Regions from separate parts of the Homo sapiens genome. Here region 2 is linked to region 1. The links are chromatin contacts, found by Hi-C in ENCODE. All regions are on one chromosome and are shown on one strand. The core of a region is the stretch at or near the end of the contact, and the rest is flanking DNA. Distances in the headings are between cores, read along the strand shown.

Evidence for each region. Hi-C counts contacts between places; a loop is a spot of excess contacts on that map. Pooled maps may share reads with other maps.
Region 2: a map with no recorded cell type shows a loop between it and region 1 (11-fold over the local background). The contact joins the promoter of MGAT5 here to the enhancer-like site in region 1. A Hi-C loop is called at or near these places in 5 of 37 single-sample maps with no recorded cell type and 3 of 50 pooled maps.

What each region holds. Positions count from the first base shown.
Region 1 is chr2:134,038,574-134,042,991 of GRCh38, reverse strand. No RefSeq gene overlaps it. Among named protein-coding and RNA genes, the nearest start is that of MIR3679, 86 kb to the left of the region's middle. Within about 2 kb of position 2,176, at least 3 of the 41 ENCODE cell types and tissues checked have a DNase peak (open chromatin) inside an H3K27ac peak, as active enhancers do.
Region 2 is chr2:134,252,151-134,256,568 of GRCh38, reverse strand. It overlaps MGAT5 (alpha-1,6-mannosylglycoprotein 6-beta-N-acetylglucosaminyltransferase), which reads right to left and starts at 2,497. Exons shown (of 16, transcript NM_002410.5): 1 at 1,925-2,497. The coding sequence starts at 2,165.

The DNA.
Region 1 (4,418 bases), core at 927-3,426:
ACTAGGAAAGGGAATTCCCTGACCCCTTGTGCTTCCCAGGTGAGGTGATGCCTTGCCCTGCTTTGGCTTATGCACGGTGCACTGCACCCACTGTCCTGTACCCTCTGTCTGGCTCTCCCCAGTGAGATAAACCCGGTATCTCAGTTGGAAACGCAGAAATCACCCATCTTCTGCATTGCTCATGCTGTGATCTGTAGACTGGAGCTGTTCCTTGTTTTTATCCTTCTTTACCTTGTTGATGTGATATATTATATCAATTGATTTTCAAATGTTAAAACTGCTTTGCAAACCCAGGATAAATTCTACTGTCATGATGTATAATTTTTTTATATATTGTTGGATTTGGTCTAGTAATATTTTGTTGAGGATTTTGCATCTATGTTGATGAGAAATACCTGTGATTTTCTTTTTTTGTAATGTTTTTGTCTGGTTTTGGTATTAGGGGGATGCTGGCCTCATAGAATGAGTTAGCAAGGATTCCCTCTACTTCTATCTGCTGAAAAAGATTGAAGAGAATTGCTATAATTTCTTCCTTAAGCATTTGATAGAATTCACCAGTGAACCTCTCTGGTCTCATGCTTTCTGTATTGGAAGATTATTAATTATTGATTGAATTTCTTTAATAGATATGGGCCTATTCTGTTTCTGCTTCTGTGAGTCTTGGCAGATTGCATCTTTCAAGGAATTAGTCTGTTTCATCTGGTTACCAAATTTGTGGGCATACAGTTATTCATAGTGTTGTTCATTATCTTTTAATGTCCATGGAATCTGTACCAATGTCTCTTATTTCATTTCTGATATTAATAATTTGTGTCCTTTCTTTTTTCTTAGTTAGCCTGGCTAGAGACTTACTAATTTTATCTGTCTTTTGAAAGAACCAAATTTTTGCTTCATAGATTTTCTCTGCTGATTTTCTGTTTTTCACTTCCTTTATTTTTGCTCTAATTTCTGTCATTGCTTTTCTTCTGACTACTTTTGATTTAATATGTTCTTCTTTTTCTAGTTTCCTAGTAAAAGATGATATTATTGATTTTATATTTTTTCTGTTGTAATATCTGTATTCAATGCTACAAATTTCTCTGTAAACACTGCTTTTATTGCATCCCACACATTTTGTTGCATATTAATTTTGAATTTGTTATAAACATTTTAAAATTTCTCTTGAGATTTACTTCTTGACCCATGTGTTATTTAGAAGTGTCTTGTTTATCTCCATCTAGTTTGTGATTGTTCTTTGTGTTGTTAATTTTTAGTTTAATTCCATTGTGTCTGAGAGCAGACATTGCATGATTTCTATTCTTTTAAAACTGTTGAAGTACGTTTTACAGTCCAGGATGTTGTCTATTTTGGTGGATGTTTCATATGAACTTGAGAAAAATGTGTATTTTACTGTTGTTGGATGAAATGTCTGTAGATGTTGATTATATTCAGCTGAGTGACAATGTTGTTGAGTGATAATGTTGTTGAGTTCAATTATGTTTTTCCTAATTTTCTGCCTGCTGGATTGATCCATTTCTGATAGAGGGGTGTTGAAATCTCCACCTATAATAATGGATTCATTTATTTCTCCTTGTAGTGGATCCATTTTTGGTTGGTGTATTTTTATGCTTCGTTGTTAGGTACATACATATTAAGGATTGTTATGTCCACTTGGAGAACTGACCCCTTTATCCTATGTAGTGCCTCTCTTTATCTCTGATAACTTTCCTTGCTTTGAAGACTACTTTGTCTGAAATTAATATAGCTACTAATGCTTTTCTGCTTGCTTTTGATTGATGTTAGCTTGGTGTATCTTTCTCCATCCATTTGTTTTAATCTATATGTAGCTGATATGGTTTGGCTCTGTGTCCCCACCCAAATCTCATGTTGAATTTCGATCCCCAATGTTGAGGGAGGGACCTGGTGGGAGGTGATTGGATCAAGCTGCAGATTTCCGCCTTGCTATTCTCATGATAGTGAGTGAGTTCTCATGAGATCTAGTTGTTTGAAAGTGTGTAGCACTTCCCCCTTCCCTCACTGTCTCTCCTGCTTCACCATGGTAAGACGTGTTTGCTTCCCCTTCCCCTTCTGCCATGATTGTAAGTTTCCTGAGGCCTCCCAGCCATGCGTCCTGTTCAGCCTGTGGAACTGTGAGTTAGTTAACCTCTTTTCTTCATAAACTACTCAGTCTCAGGTAGTTATTTATAGCAATGTGAGAACAGACTAATACAGAAATTGGTACCAGAGAAGTGGTCCATTGCTATAAAGATACTTGAAAATGTGGAAATGACTTTGGAACTGGGTTATGGGCAGAGGTTGGAACATTTTAGAGGGCTCAGAAGAAGTCAGGAAGATGAGGGAAGGTTTGGAACTTCCTAGACATTTTGAATGGTTGTGACCAAAATGCTGACAGTGATATGGACAATGAAGTTCAGGCTGAGGTTGTCTCAGATGGAGATGAGGAACTTATTGGGAACTGGAGTAAAGTTCACTCTTGCTATGCTTTAGCAAAGAGACTGGGAGTATTGTGACTCTGCTCTAGAGATCTGTGGAACTTTGAACTTGAGAGAGGTGAGTTAGGGTATCTGGCAGAAGAAATTTCTAAGCAGCAAAGCATTCAGGATGTGGTCTCGCTGCTTCTAAAAGCCTATTCTCATTTGCATAAGCAAAGAAATGAACTGAAACTAGAACTTATATTTACAAGGGAAGCAGAGAGTAAAAGTTTGGAAAATTTGCAGCTGACCATGTGGCAGAAAAGAAAAACCTATTTTCTGGGGAGGAATTCAAGTCTGCAAAAATTTGCATAAGTAAAGGAGAATCAAATGTTAATAGCCAAGATAGTGGTGAAAATGCCTCCAGGGCATTTCAGAGACCTTCACAGCAGCTCCTCCCATCACAGGCTTGGAGGCCCAGGGAGGAAAAATGGTTTTGTGGGCCAGGCTGAAGGCCCCACTGCTCTGTGCAGCCTCAGGACATAGCACCCTGTGTCCCAGCTGCTCCAGCTCCAGCTGTGGCTAAAAGGGGCAAAGGTACAGCTTGGGCTGCTACTTCAGAGGGTGTAAGTCCCAATCCTCAGTGACTTCCACATGGTATTGGGCCTGCAGGTGCACAGAAGGCAAGAGTTGAGGTTTTGGAGACTCCACCTAGATTTCAAGGAATGTGTGGAAACACCCAAATATCCAGGCAGAAGTCTTCTGCAGGGGTAGAGCCTTCATGGAGAACCTCTACTAGTGCAGTGCAGAGGGGAAATGTAGGGTTGGAGCCCCCACACCGAGTACTCACTGGGACACTGCCTAAAAGAGCTGTGAGAAGAGGGCCACCATCCTCCAGACTCCAGAAGAGTGGATCAACTGACAGCTTGCACCATGCACCTGGAAAAGCCTCAGGCACTCAACACCAGCCTGTGAAAGAAGCTGTGGGGGCTGTACCTTGCAGAGCCACAGGCACAGAAGTGCCCAAGTCCTTGGGAGCCCATCCCTTGCATCAGTGTGGCTTGGATGTGAGACATGGAGTCAAAGGAGATTATTTTGGAGCCTTAAGATTTAATGACTGCCTTGCTGGGTTTCAGATTTGCATGGGGCCTGTAGACCCTTTGTTTAGGTGGATTTCTCTCTTTTGGAAAGGTAATATTTACCAGTGCCTGCATCCTGTATTTGCCCATGCCTGCATCCTGTATTTACCCAATACCTCTACCCTCATTGTATCTTAGAAGTAACTAATTTGTTTTTGACTTTACAGGCTCATAGGCAGAAGGGACTTGCCTTGTCTCAAATGAGACTTTGGACTTGAACTTTGGAGTTAATGCAGGAATGAGTTAAGACACTGGGGGACTGTTGAAAAGGCATGATTATGTTTGAAATGTGAGAAGGACACAAGATTTGGGAGGGGCCAAAGGTGGAATGATGTAGTTTGGCTCTGTGGCCCCACCCAAATTTCATGTTGAATTATAATCCCCAGTGTTGAGGTAGGGACCTGGTAGGAAGTAATTGGATCATCGGGGTAGATTTGCCCCTTGCTCTTCTTGTGATAGTGACTTCTCATGAGAACTGGTTGTTTGAAAGTATGTAGCACTCCCCCCTTCCCTCACTCTCTCTCCTGCTCCACCATGGTAACATGTGCTTGCTTCCCCTTCTGCCATGACTGTAGATTTCCTGAGGCCTTGTCAGTTATGCCCCCTGTACAGCCTGTGGAACTGTGAGTCAACTAAACCTCTTTTCTTCGTAAACTACTCAGTCTCAGGTAGTTCTTTATAGCAGTGTGAGAATGGACAAGTACAGTAGACTTACATTTAAAATGAGTTTTTTTTGTAGAAAATATATAGTAGGGCCTTGTTTTTTCATCTACTCTGACAATCTTTCTCTCTCTATTTTTTTTTTTTTTTGAGACAGGACCTCACTCTGTCACCCAGGCTGGAGTGCAGTGGTGTGATCATGGCTCAC
Region 2 (4,418 bases), core at 1,248-3,747, 210 kb before region 1:
GGAAGCCTTCCCTATGAGATTTTCATCAATACACAAGAAATACAAACAGCCAAAACAACTGCAGAAATTTAAAGCCTATAAATTTGCTATTTGTGGGGCTTCTTCTTGCCCATGGAAAAGGTTTGACAGACTGAGAGAAACAAGAGAAAATTACCACTGAGCTGTAACTCTTTCCCTTCAAAGCTGTAACATGAAATGCATACAACCAGAAACTTTAAAACTGCACCTGTGTTACCTGCTGTGTCATATACATTGGTAACACTAATGGTGACAATCAGCTTTATTTTCTGTTGGTTTATCTAAACTACTCTGGAAATGTTACACAAATGTGAGTCAATGAGCAATTTTAAAATGCAACTCTAGGAAAAACTACCTAGTTACTTTTCAGTGTAAGCTCCCACAGTGGAATCTCATTTTTTAAATCCATCAGTTCAAAAAAGGTACCATTTTTTTAGATATATTAAAAGCCAATGCCTACAGACACTTTTAACAGATTAAATGCAGAGTGTGATTATTTACATAGTAAGAACTAGAAAAGAATTTCTAAAATGTTCCTCAGAAGTAAGCATCTTCTAATATATACACATACACACACACACATACACATACGTGTGTATAAAATTTTACATACTTTTTTAAAAACAAGTTTTTTTCCCCTTTTGGAAAGAAAGAAGCACATGTATAACTGAGTATGATTTCCTGTGTCTGAACTCAACCTGCACTGAACTGAACTGTTGCTGCACATTTTTGGGAATCACGATTTGAAATCGGCATACTTCAGGGCACCTTCCTTGAGTGGGTCACAAAACACAACTCCACTTTCTCCACCTCACCTAACCCCATTCTTGCATCTCATCTATACTATCAGGGAGACCACTTCAGTGAGACCACTGAAACCTCAATTCAATGATCAGACTCTTGTCACTCAACAACAGGTCATCTTCTACAGACCAAGTCTGCTCTGCAAAACACAGCATGATCTAAATTCCATTTGCAATTTTTTTCCAAGTATTTGTGTGTGTATGTGTATGTATATATATATGTGTGTGTATATATATATGTGTATATATGTGTATATATATGTATATATGTATATATATGTATATATATATTTGTGTGTGTATGCAAAGTATCAGAAAAATACACACTGAAATGTTAATTGTGGTTATTGCCTGGAGTAGTAGACTTATGTGTAATTTTTTTCTTTTTTTGCTTGTCTACAGCTTCCAACTTTTTCTATATTAAACATAAAAGAAAAATAAGTTACATCCCATATGTGTATTTTTTTACTCTTTCTGATTTCAAAAAGAATTCTGAAAAAAATTCTTTAAAGAAAAAGCAACAAGTACACAAAGATTCCTTTCAAAGTGAGGGCAGTTAGAGACAAGGGCAAGAAGAAGAGCAACATAACCTCAAGAAGCCAAAGGTTAAAACTCACCAGCATGCAAGTGCCAGTGTCATATTTATTGGCTGGAGGGAGGAACACAATTGGCTCTAAGTTTACTGGCTTCCATAGAACATTCCTCCCCATCCTCTTCACCTCACCCCCACCAGCCTTAATTAAGTTTTGTTTAGGGAAAGATGAGAATATTTTTCAGCATTCCCTGAACTCACTCCCACATGAGATCACATGGTTCCTGAAATGTGTTCAGGGAGAAGGAGCTAGCTGCAAACACAACCAATAGAGCCCTAACTATACTAACCCACTGACTCCAGGGGAAAGTGTGTCTGCATACACCAGCTCAGAACCCCCAAAATGGCATTGCTTTAATTTCCTAAAGATGCCTCTCTGTGTGCAATTCACTGCTTATGAAGGCAGTGGCAAAGGACATTCAGTCCATGACAAGACCATATCTGGGAGCTTCTAGGGCCATTTCAAGGCCAAGGCACACTTTAATGGAGAGGTCCCAGAAACAGTGCTTACCATAAGCTGTCATGACTCCAGCGTATGGCCCATCCACCACATTCCTGTTTTCTTCTGCCAGTGCCTTGATGTACCTTTTGCTGAGGTCCAGGATCTGCTCGCGCAGCATGGAGCTGCTTTCAGGCTGAGTTCGCTGCTGGATGGTAAAGTGCAGAAGCATCATACCCCAAATGAAGCCAAAAGTCACCAGGAAAAAGCCCAGCTTCTGAGAGGACAACTTCCACGGAGTGAAGAGAGCCATTGCTCTCTGGCAACTTCACCTGTCCTTGGCTCTTAACGCGTAGAAGATAGACACAAATTCATGGTGTAGGTTGAGTGTGAGAGTCTGCTGGTCTCACTCTGGCTCCTGTGTCAGCTGGTTGCCTTTCCTCACTTCCATTCTGCTGTGAAGGAGGAGAAGAATTAGCCAAGTGGTCATGGCACAATACAGCAAAATAAACCAGAAGCCATGTTTTCACTTGAATACCTCTAAGTAAAATGTCAACTCTTAAATTTGCTGGTTCAATATCTTATGATTCAGGAACTGTAAGCTGAGGGGAAATCTGGCTAGGCAACAAGAAGCTAAGCAATTATGAAGGGGGAAGTGTGCGTCTGCGTGTGTTAACAGGTGTAGTGGGGCTGTTCCAGCCTGGACCAAATTCAAAACAGGAAGTTTGTTTTGCAAGGTGGGGAGGAGACAGAAGGATATTTGGCGGAATGTCAGCAAAAACGGGGAGGGTGGAGTCATATCACCATCAGGCCCTTTTGTGTGCCTGTAACTTAAGCTTACAAAGTCATTATTATGTGCTTCTGGCAAGGACTAGAACATGCAACTGGTGAGGTGAGCAAGAAAGTGGATGCCCCCTTGGGGGTAACTAGACAAAGAAGAGGTAGATTGCTACATCTTATTTGAGCATGGCCAGCTTTCACCATCAGTGTTTAGTGATGAGATGGCTCTCTCAGGGCCACCAGGCAACCTCTCTAGGTGCACCAGCACAGAGAAGATATGCCAGAGGTACAAGCAGGGGTATTGCTTTCCCAGCTACATGAGGAAAAGGTACACCTCACTGCTCACTTGCATGCTGTAGCACAAGAAATGTGGAACACCTGGCAGGCAGATTTTCTGTGGTTCTCACTTTCACTCCCACCATGAGGCAAAATGAGACATTAAAAGGCAGAGTAGTTTCAATATTAATGCAGCCAGATCCTATCTAATGCCAGCACAGACCAGGCCACTCTTCTCAATCAGGGCTTCCCAACAAGTAGGACCTGAGCATAGGTTGCAAATGGTTACCAGCATGCCCACCCCTTCAGCCAGAGTCCTGGGCCCAATACCAGTCAGCTTACGAATAGCGCCATTTTCTAAGTGCCACTCAAGGGAGAGGCTGAGCAATGATCCGATCCCTTATAAGAGACTAACCCAGGCTGTACTTCAGAGTGTACATACATGCTTCAGTCAAAGGATTCTTCTTTGCAAGCGGCCCAAAAGAAAATGGTAGCAGGATCTTGAAGCAATTAGCTTTCAGAGCCCTGGATCACTGTTGGTCTGCCTCTTACTGTTTTCCCATTGCCTATCAACAGAGTAAAAATAAATTATAAATTCTAGCTATATCCCAGATATTGTGACATACCATCTTTTGTGGCTTTGCTCACTGAATCCTCAGAAGTTCTATATGGTAAGAAGTATGAATATTATCGTCTCTGTTTTATTAGAAACATGAGAAAATAAAGGTAAAAGGTGATTAACTTGGCAAAGGTCAGCCAGCTATGTGGCAGAGGACTGATCATCTAGGCATGGCCCAGGGGTTATTAAACCATGCCCCACCTTCCCTACATCATCCTCACTCCCCCAACAGCCTGTTTGTATATGGCAGAGAATGATATATATATGCTTAATGGGTCATGAAAAGCAATAAAAAATATGTAACAGATACTCTTTGTAGCCCAGAAGGCCTAAAATATTTACTATCTACCTCTTAACAGAGAAGGTTTGCCAACCTCTCAATTCTAGACCAGTGGTTCTCCAAATGTGGTCCCAAACTCAGTAACAGCAGCATCACCAGTGAGAAATGTGAATTCTCAGGCCCCACCCACACCCACTGAATCAGCAACTGAGGAGATGTGGTCCACAGCCTATCCTTTAACAAGCCTCGAGGTGATTCTGATGCACACTCATGTTTCAGAGCCCTTGACCAGGCAGCCTGATTCCAGACCCATACATTCCATCACTATTCAACACCCACCACAATGCCTATTAAAATGAGGCTCAACCTCTGTCTTGTACTATCATAACGTAAGTTCCTCTGCCCCATCACACCCCTCTCCCACTACGTACCTGCTGGTCTGCTCATTACCATAAACCCTGCACATGCTTCCTGAGAGGCTTCCCCTTCTTCACTCGGCTGCTCCTCCCACCCAGCTGGCACATGAGTGCTCTCTATTATGCTGACAATCAAACCCAGCCTGTTTGCCAGACCCCAGCTCTAGTCCCACCACCTGCCTCAGACCACTTTCC